Linked DNA regions of Homo sapiens: region 1 is linked to region 2. The links are chromatin loops, found by intact Hi-C in ENCODE. Cell type or tissue: ovary. All regions are shown on one strand. Links, peaks and the distances in the headings refer to the core of each region. The heading gives the core; the rest is flanking DNA.

Region 1 (5,393 bases), core at 192-5,191, 1.1 Mb before region 2:
TGTGTGCCATGGTGGTTTGCTGCACAGATCAGCCCATCACCTAGGTATTAAGCCCAACATCCCTTAGCTATTCTTCTTGATGCTCTCCTGTCCCCCCTCCCACCACACAGGCACCAATGTGTGTTGTTCCCCACCCTGTGTCCATTGTTCTTATTGTTCAGTGCCTATTTATAAGTAAGAACATGCAGTGTTTGGTTTTCTGTTCCTGTGTTAGTTTGCTAAGGATAACAGCTTCCACCTCCATCCATGCCCCTGCAAAGGACATGACCTCGTTCCTTTTTATGGCTGCCTAGCAATCCATGGTGTATATGTACCACATTTTCTTTATCCAGTCTATCAGTGATGGACATTTGGATTAACTCCATGTCTTTGGTATTGTGAATAGTGCTGCAGTGAACATACAAGCGCATGATTTATAGAATATAGAATGATTTATATTTCCTTGGGTATATACCCAGTAATGAGATTGCTGGGTCAAATGATATTTCTGCCTCTAGGTCTTTGAGGAATCACCACACTATTTTCACAATGGTTGAACTAATTTACATTCCCACCGGCAGTGTCAAAGCATTCCTTTTTCTCTGCAACTTCACCAGAGTCTGTTGTTTCTTGACATTTTAATGAGAGCCATTCTGACTGGCACTAGATGATATCTCATTGTGGTTTTGATTTACATTTCTCTAATGACCAGTGACGTTGAGCTTTTTTTCATATGTTTTTTGGCCACATGAATGTTTTCTTTTGAGAAATGTATGTTCATGTCCTTTGTTAACTTTTTAATGTTTTTTTTTCTTGTAAATTTGTTAAGTTCCTTGTAGACTCTAGATAGTAGACCTTTTTCAGATGGATAGATAGCAAAAATTTTCTCCCATTCTGTAGGTTGTCTGTTCACTCTGATAGTTTATTTTGCTGTGTGGAAGCTCTTTAGTTTAATTAGATCCCCTTTGTCAATTTTTGCTTTTGTTGCAATTGCTTTTGGCATTTTTGTCATGAAATCTTTGCCTGTGCCTAGGTCCTGAATGGTATTGCCTAGATTTTCTTCTAGGTTTTTATAGTTTTGGGTTTTACATTTAAGTCTTTAATCCATCTTGAGTTAATTTTTGTCTAAAGTGTAAGGAAGGGGTCCAGTTTGAATTTTCTGCATATGGCTAGCCAGTTATCTATCCTGCACCATTTATTAAAAAGGTAATCATTTCCTCATTGCTTGTTTTTGTCAGCTTTGTCGAAGATCATATGATTGTAGGCCTCTGGTCTCATTTCTGAGTTCTCTATTCTGTTCCATTGGTCTATATGTCAGTTTTTGTACCAGTACCATGCTGTTTTGGTTACTGTAGCCTGGTAGTATAGTTTGAAGTTGGGTAGTGTGATCCCTCCAGCTTTGTTCTTTTTGCTTAGGATTGTCCTGGATATTCAGGCTTTTTTATGGTTCCATGTGAATTTAAAAATAGTTTTTTCTAATTCTGTCAAGAATGTCAATGGGTAGTTTAATGGGAATAGCATTGAATCTACACATTACTTTGGGCAGTATGGACATTTTCATGATATTGATACTTCCTGTTCATGAGCATGGAATGCTTTTCCGTTTGTTTGTGTCATCTATGATTTCCTTGAGCAGTGGTTTGTAGTCCTCCTTGAAGAGGTCCTTCACTTTCCTTGTTAGCTGTATTCCTAGGTATTTTATTCTTTTTGTAGCAATTGTGAATGAGAGTTCTTTCATGATTTGGCTCTCTGACAAGCTCTGTAATATTCTTTTATACATCCCTGCTTTGGTATTTGCTGTTTTCTTTCTTTTCTTTGCTGTTCTTAAAGAAGTAGCTCCAACTTACATCCTACCCTTGGGCAGAATTGCTTTTCTCTCACAGTACATATCTTTATTGCAAACCACCCCATTATGCATTGTGTGTCTGTATGTGTGCCTATCTGTCCCTCCCATACACTGCTCAGTGTTACCTTTGTTAGATGTGAATCACCAGAACAACAGATGCTTTTCATTCACCTGCTAAAAAGACCAGCAGGTATCCAGGACCCACTGAGCACTGTGGCTAGGCAGCATCTCTCAGAATGTCTGCATACTTCAATTGCCCCTTTTGAGTTGCATAGTAATCAAAAGTCTATTGCATTTGTTCTCACATCTTTATAACAGTTTTACTAGTTATGATAAGCAAGTAATCTCATTAAATATTAAACAAACATAAAATGAGCACAGCAAAAATGAAAGTTTTATTTCTGTGAAATGTATTCTGAAAGCTTTGGGAAAACTTGATAAAGGAAATCACAAAACAAACAAAAATATCCTGACAAATTAATTATGGGAAATACCATTATACACAATTGAAGGGAAATTTTTAAACATCCAGATGGATTCTTCACTCAGATATATTGCAAGTATCATTAAATCTTTGCTCCATTTTAAAGAAGTCACAGTTGAAAAGTATGATGCATGGATGGGTCAGTTTTTATCAAGAAGAACAAGCTGTAGCTCCAAACAACAGTGTCAGTTTAATAATTTAAAAAAAAGATCCTGGCTTTACATCACAAGATTGGCAAATCAATTAAAGGTATAATAAAAATGTTTAAGAAATATCCCTTTTAACCTTCTTTAACCCATGTTTAAACATGAACTAGCAAATCCTTGACAAAAGGCCTTCTACTGAACTTTACCCTGTCTCCTAACCTTTGCTGCTAAGAGTGAGTAAAAATAACAGAGTCAAACTGAAACTAAGGAAAGGAGGAAACCCCTCTCTGATGGGGAAACTGAAATGTGACTGACATGCTACCTGTGACTATGAGTCACCTTATGGAGGACACTGGGGTAAATGAGGTATGAGAGATGGAGACAGAAAGCCTGCTGATTTGGACCCCTGAGAGTTGCTCCCAAGACCAGGCACACACCTTTTGTTCTAGAATTAATCACACAAACAGCATCTTTTCCTTTTTATTTGAGTTCTTTAAAGCTGGGTTTGTTTCATGTGTAAACAAACAAGACCGGGTAATAATAATTTTAAAACCTCTACCTTACATATTAAGGAATTACTATGGAATCTTTTAATTGACCCAAAAATATTACTGGATGTAATATTACTGGACATCTCTTCTGTGCCAGGCTCTGAGGATGGAACAGTGAACAAATCAGACAGTCCGGGTTCTCCTGGAACTTACAGGCTAGTGCCCCAAGGGCTGGAAAGGATTGCAGATATATATTTTGTATTTACATCACACTAATATTTGTATCATAATATTATTGCATTCATTATGTGTTAATAGTTGACAGATCCAACATGGACCTTGAAGAACATGTGAATATTTTCAAGGGAGTAGCCATAAACCTTTATTTGAATGCCAGTGAAAATAATTACATACTCCAAATCATATTCCTGTGCCATTGTCAAATTCAGAATTTGGTGTTAAAGGAACTGTAAGACTTAACAAGCAAGGCAATTTCTTATGTTCTCATGATACAAATATATAGAGAGTAGCCCCACGTGGATTGGTTACTGCTGGGTGACAGTACTTGTAGAAATTCAGAACTGGAAGATGCCTACATGTAAGGAGTGTGAAGAACAGAGGAATTAACTGGTTCATTCATGGTCAGCCAGACTGCAAATGTGGCAGTTCCCAGCCAGGTGTTCACAGTAGGTCACCATGGCTTGAAAATATGTCACAAGTAGTTTGTTACTCATAATAAAAGAGTAACAGTTGAAAATTATTACTTTTTTTCAGAAATTAGATCACATTTTGATTATTCCTATAACATGCTCATTTGCATTCCAAGATTCATTCTTGAGCAGAAGAATGAATCAGCTTATTCCCTGCTTGTGAGCCAGAAATTGCACATTCCCTGGGAAGTTCCTGAGAGAAGATTGTGCAAACCGAGGTTACGAGTCATGTTTCTTGTCACTGGACACATAAAGGCTAAGAATCTTGTGACCTGGTGGAAAATCCAGGACTAGAACCCAGTATTTTGAGTTTTTTAGAGAGTCTTGTTTTTTAATCAACTTATAATAAAGGGTAGGATGGACTCTCAATCTTTAAATATGGAGGAGAAAATTTAACATGTGATTATTAGTGGCCCACGAGAAATAAACCCACATCAAATGAAGCTCAGTTTGTGGTATCTCTAGAACACTTTCTTCCTCTGTTCCTCAAAGATCTGGTGGTAATTTTAAAACCTTGTCTAACTTCTGTTTGTTGTAGAGGAGGTTAATACTTTGCCCAAACTTGGGCTTCATCACATGGTATTAGAACATGCCAACTAATGCCCTATTCAAATACCTCAAATAAAATAAAATAAAATATCATTGATTTGGGCCCAGTGCTATAAACTTCAGTTTCCAAAAGCTTTCAGTGTCAATTACTTCCCATAGCAAAGCAGTCCACAAGCCTCTTGATGATGTTTAGAGTCTTATATCATCAATTGCAGGCCTGTTTATACTTCACAATAAAATCTAATTTCTCGTACTTACTGTCAGAGTTAGGCAGCCTTATTGAATTGAATTCCTAAAGAAAATGATGATCTCAGAAGTAAACTTGAACTTATTAAAACAAGCTTGCAGTCCAAATTTCCAGCAGCAATGGGGCTTCCTAATTCAGTTAATTCAATACATGCTACTCAGCAGTTTGAAGGATATACTTTCCAGAATATAGTGAGATCTCACCCTATTAGAGGTAAAAAGTGAATTGAATGCAATTCATACAATATTAATAACTTGCTCTACTTTACAGCTTAGTAATAAAGTTATTTATGCTCCCAGAGGCGTTTCATGACATTCACAGTAGAAAGATGGCAGTAGACAGGTGGGCTGGGCCTGTGACATTTAGAAATAGCAGAACTGTGACACCTTCCTGTGAGGCTACATAGGATGATGGCCAAGGAGAATGACCCTGGTACAAAATCTTTATAAGCAGCACACTGAAGAAGAGACATAGACTCTAAATAAACTTCTATCCTACCTTTTGGAACAAGTGAATAGCAAAAATTGTAATTTAGATGAACATAGTCTGGACATAGATCAACTAGCTACCACACCACAAATTTATCTTTCCCAGATCAACTGTATCCTTTCAAGATTTAAATTACACATTTCGCCTAGCTCCTCACACATTAACATAAGTTATACTCAACCTCCACTATACACATAGATGAAATTTTTGTCTTTAATTATGTACTGTTTTATATTCTTTTATCCATACTATTTTCTATTGTTTCCTATGTTCAGTTCCAAGCACCTAGAAAACGATAATCACATCTTATGCAGTGCTCCCCTATCTCCCACAACACCTGCCACAGTAGTAAATAAAAGACCAATGCTGAAGAAGTGTTTGTAAATAAAGAAAGAAGATGCCAAAGTTTTATCTGATAATCATTTTCCATGATCAGATGTAGGATGTGCAAA
Region 2 (5,393 bases), core at 172-5,171:
GTGACATTAATTTTAATAATATAGTTTACTTAACCCACTGTGTGCAAAAGATCATTTCATCATGTAATAGACACAAAAATTATTAATGAACTATTTTACATTTTTTCATATCAAGTCTTTAAAATCCAGGTGTGTTTGATCCTTAGTTCATCTCCATTTGGCCTCATCACATTTCAGCTCTCAATAGGCACCTGTGGCTGGAGGCTACCATGGTGCACGGTGCAGCTCTACTGATGGAAATGGGGGTTAGAGACACTGAGGTCTCTTTCTGCTTTTAATTTCCATGAAAACCCAAGTCCAAGGAAGGGATCTTATTATCATCATCATCATCATCATCACCAATCATCACCAGTCATCATCCATCGCTTCCAAAAGCGTTTGTTAAACCCCTTATCTGAGCGCTGCTGAGCCATGCCCTCTGCCAGTTTGCATCAATGAGGATTCTCCTGTTCACATGTGCAATCTTCTGTGTGTTTCAGGTGACCCAGGCCCTGCCAGCTATGGCAGAAATGGCCGAGACGGTGAGCGAGGCCCCCCAGGGGTGGCAGGAATTCCTGGAGTGCCTGGACCCCCGGGACCTCCTGGGCTTCCCGGTTTCTGTGAGCCAGCCTCCTGCACCATGCAGGCTGGTCAGCGAGCATTTAACAAAGGGCCTGACCCTTGAAAGGCTTACTGCTGCATGGCTGTCTGCATGAACCACGCCTGGTGAAGGAGCCTGGGTGAGAAACACCATCCAAAGCTGGGGCAAAGATGATTACCTTCAGCATGATTACAATGTATTACCTTCAGTATGATTACAGAAGTCCTACTTGACAATCACATATAGAAGAACGGTGCTATTCAGTAAGTTCTCTTTCCTTTCCCTTGGAGGGAAGACAGCAGAGTCATCAGTTAAAAAAAAAAAAAGAAAACCAAACACCTCCCTTGAATAAATTTATACTCCTGTTCCCAGGATCTTGAGCTTTAGTGTGCTATACCTATGTGTCTTATCGTGGGCCACTGTGCCAATAAACAAAAACAACTGTTTGGTTTACCTCAGTTGCAGTAGTTATTTTCATTTAGAAGTTGTTCTCAGATTATTGTTTCAGTTATATAGAGGATTACTAGACTAGTTATGAAGAAACCCCACTACATTCAATGGAATTGGTGCTTAAAATCTCATCGATGTGCTGTCTCTGGAGTGATAAGAAAGGGCTACATCTCCCGAAATGATTTCTTTACGTCATGTATTGGTTTCCTTCTTCACCTTGAACTTTTGTTGAACTGTATGTACTTTACCCCAAACCTGTTAATATTTTGAGCGCTTCTATGTGAAAGCAAAGAAATAATTTTAATACTCTGGCATTCATAAATTTTATTGATGAGATTATTTATTTTAAAGGTTTGAGGTAACATCTCTGGTTGTACCAAAGAAGAAATAAATATGGTTTCTTAATCTCTTGCATGTTTTCTTATAAATAATCATGTTCAATGAAAAGAAGTTACTGAGCTTATTTAGATACATTAAACATTACTTAACTACTGGTTCTATAGGTGTATGTTTATAATATTAGTGTTTTTTCTACATAAAGTAATTTAAAAAGCTGTTCCACAGAGGGTGTTACCCTGTGACAGATGCGTATGTGTGTGTGTGTGTGTGTGTGTGTGTTTTAGTGTGTATGGAGAGAGCTTCATGGACCTTTTCGAAATGTTAATTCCCTAGAAAGATGTGCAGCTGCATGCGCATCTATATTTTTGTATAGTATTTCAGAGATTTCGTGGACTTTTTTAAGTCTAGCCTTGCTTTATTTCTAGGTTAAGAACCACTGCCTTCATTCCAATGGCTTGTTAGCTCCCTCCTACTCAGAACTTTATTGTAAACATGATTTATGTTTCACCATTTCTTGTAAATTTTATAAATGCAGCTCAGCTAAAGCACTGTATTCTTAACAAGTATTTCCTGACCACTTAAGCACTTTATTATTATCTGTGTAATCATATTGGCTTGCTGTTTCATTAACATCTACTTAACTATCCAACAGACTTAATATATTCATTTTATATCACAGAGCCTGTGAGTAACCTGTGCTGGGGCATAAAACAATAGCTCAACATAGTATCTTTAGTTAGTTTATGGAACTAAATTCTGTCAAGTCAAAGGAGAGTGAGCCCTAATATAATTTTTTATATATATTTTTCTCGTGTGTACTTTTATACATTTTAAATTCTAGTCCTAGTTGTTTGGTTAAATCAATCATTATGTAATCTGTATTTGGATTTCTTTAAAACTGCTTACAGCATCTAGTTTTATGCTTCTAGCATGAATTTTGCTTAAGAAGATTCCAACTTTGCCATATAGATCAGTGCTATTTACATAGACTGAAAGAATGTTCTTTCCCTTTTTTCAAATATGACTTTTGAAAATAAAGGTCTCTGTTATAGCTCCCTAAAACAATCCTTAAAAAAATGGCAAACTTTTTCAGGAGCTGTGACACATAATTAAATAAAGGCATAGAAATTATCTTTTCACCAAAGTGCTTTTATTTTAACTAGAGTGACATAATCAAATACAATAAAAGAAAAATTAGATAATCAAACATGTTTCTAAGTTTTATAATATTCATAAGAAAATTAAAAAAAATAAAATTTCAAAGAACAGTTCACTCAACTGTTTTACAAACCTGGTTATGTAAAGGTTGTACAACAAGCTCCACAGATACAGTCAGCAACATTGGAAACAAGCACTTACAAATAGATTATGCAAAACTACCACATTCCAAATGGCAGGAAGAATTCGTTATAAATTTCAGTTAAGTGAAGTAGTTTACAGAAGCAGAAGACACTTGGCTTAGAAATTGCAAGGAAAAGAGCCCAGCAAATTCCCTCCATGAAAGAGAGTTGGTAAATGTTGAATCTGACCAAGCATGTCTCTCTAGCAAAATAGAAATCTCAAATCCTCTCTGAGATATTTTTGAAAGTTGGATAAAGTGGCAACTAGAGCACTCACTGGGAGAGGAGAGTGTAAATAAATAAAGTTGGTTTGAACCTGGCATGTTAATTAAGGGCAAATGATTCCTGATTTATTTCTAGCCGGTGCTTCTATGGCAGTATGATATGATTTTCAACCCTAATAGCTGACAGGTTGGTTAAGAACTGTGGAAATCACTTCCGAGACTGACTGAGCACATAAATTCCCTGGCATGGTTTTGGGTAATTGGCTTCTGCACAGCAGAAGAATATGAATGAGTAGTCATATCAGGATAGATGATCGATTTGATTATTTGGATACTTTACATTTCAAGCTGACTGAACCAATATCGCTATTCTTAAACATCATTAGTAAAATCTGATTTATTTGCCAACTGAAATAAGCTTAATATAAATTCCTGCTGTAGAAGATCACCTCTATTGTGTTTTTAAAATTTTTTGGTGATTATAGTGTTTCTGAGATACAGTCTCTGAGTTTAAAAGTAAACCAAGGCTGGGCATGGTGGCTCACGCCTGTAATCCCAACACTTTGAAAGGCCAAGGTGGGAGGATAGCTTGAGCCCAGGAGTTCGAGACCAGCCTGGGCAAGACGGTGAGTCTCCTGTCTCTGTAAAAATAAAAACAAATTTAAAAATTAGCCAGGCATGGTAGTGAGCACCTGTAGTCCCAGCTACTCGGGAAGCTGAGGTTGGAGGATTGCTTGAGACCAGGAGTTTGAAGCCATGGTGAGCTATGATCACACCACTGCACTCTAGCCTGGGCGACAGAACAAGACCCTGTCTCTAAAATAAACTAAGTAAACCAACATAGGTGGAAAACCAATAGAAATTCTGATTTCCAAATATCAAGAAAATTACTTAAAAATATTTGCTGGTAACCTGGCAAAAGGAGTGAAAACTCAGTATTAAGGAAAAAATACTAGCAAACTAGCAATCTTGCTGTTTATAGAGGGGTGACAAACATAAATGATTTTAAATATCTTTTTAAAAATAATACTTGTGTTCAATAAACATAGGTCAAGCCCTTTTGTGCAAAGTAAAATAAATACTTTTCAATTGTGTAGCCTTCTTTAGTGAGTTGTGATCCAGGACATGGCAGTATAAAGTACCTATGGCTCAAGAACTATTAAATCAAAATGGGCTGACTGTAGTAATGCCTGTCTGTAAATACACACGCTTAAGTGCTCTTTAAATGATCAACGAGAGGAAGTGTAACATATTTGATTGATCTGGCTATCAGGAAGAGGATGCTGCTAACTGAAAATTACTTTTAGTCTTAATAAATGGCAATTCATGCTAACTCTCTGCTTAACATGCCTTCACAAATTACTTTTGACTCCAAGTTATCAAAACATAGCTGGAGAGAGAACAAGGGAGGGAAACTGTCTCAAACAAATTACCTCTCTTTCTGAGATATATTTGAAATTCCATTTTGTCTCTTAAGTTGAAAATATGTGTGTGAAAAGACAACAACATTCTTTAGAGAGCACCTAGTTAATTTATCCAAAGGGGGCCTGAAGATAGGAATAGTTAAGAACTATGTAAGTTATTACCCGGTATAGGTAAACATATAAATCCTCTGGCACGTTTTGATGCAATTAATTTCTGTTAAGAAAACCTGCTATGTATTTAACTACTTATTGCCTATTACCTTATCACTCATGGTGTAAAAGCTTCTATGGATGAGAAAAGTTAATTGTGTTATTTCTTATCTCCCTCAGGGACCTCTATAGCAAAAAGTCTCAAATGATTTTAGTGAGATGATCACTCTGGGGGACAAAAGTCCCAAAGGACTGCCTGCTTTTGGGCTTTTGATTCTGCTTATAATTCTCATCTGAAATAATTAGACTAGGCTTTTTATGAACTGCCAGGGAGATGGGTGACAAACTTGATTATTTCAAGCTGAGCAATGATTCATGTGACAAAGAAAACTATAATGATGGTACAAACATGAACCCTGCAATAGACCAATTAACGTTCCTTGGACACCTGTGGGGCTCATGGTTAGCCAAGAGTGCTTCTGGAGCATCCCCATGGTTGACACCAAACAAAATGGACTGAAGTGTGGAGCTTCAGCCATGGCAAGTGATGAAGAGTAGATATGGCCTTAATAATTGCACCTTAGATTTCCCTGACATAGGGTCAGAACCTTTATTGCTGAGATAGGTGACAAGCTCATTATGCATAATGAACATGTAGGAATCAAGGCCTCAAAGCATTATGCCCATGTGGGATTTTGAATAAAACTAATGCCATTGCACTTAACATGAGTATATTCAATTAAATCGTAAAGAGTTTGATGAGGTAAGATAGAGAACAAACAAAATGGGGGAAAACACACCCTAAATGTTATTTAAAAATAAATAGTTGTAAAATACACCCAATACAACCTGAATTTAAAGACATTAATGTGCTGAAAAACATTTA

Evidence for each region. Peaks named below come from ENCODE experiments on the same cell type or tissue, not always from the same donor. Only the 100,000 strongest peaks of a DNase experiment are listed, where the experiment ranks them.
Region 1: it touches region 2 in a loop (8-fold over the local background); 3 of 110 quality-filtered maps call a loop at or near these places.

The regions. Positions count from the first base shown.
Region 1 is chr6:71,332,345-71,337,737 of GRCh38, reverse strand. LOC124901339 (a long non-coding RNA gene) reads left to right here and starts at 1,658. Exons shown (of 6, transcript XR_007059640.1): 1 at 1,658-5,393. In ovary, for the core only: no CTCF peak of the experiment used is centred there; no DNase peak of the experiment used is centred there.
Region 2 is chr6:70,212,168-70,217,560 of GRCh38, reverse strand. COL19A1 (collagen type XIX alpha 1 chain) reads right to left here. Exons shown (of 51, transcript NM_001858.6): 51 at 5,093-5,393. It overlaps COL9A1 (collagen type IX alpha 1 chain), which reads left to right. Exons shown (of 38, transcript NM_001851.6): 38 at 480-1,435. The coding sequence ends at 664. Among named protein-coding and RNA genes, the nearest start is that of COL9A1, 88 kb to the left of the region's middle. In ovary, for the core only: no CTCF peak of the experiment used is centred there; no DNase peak of the experiment used is centred there.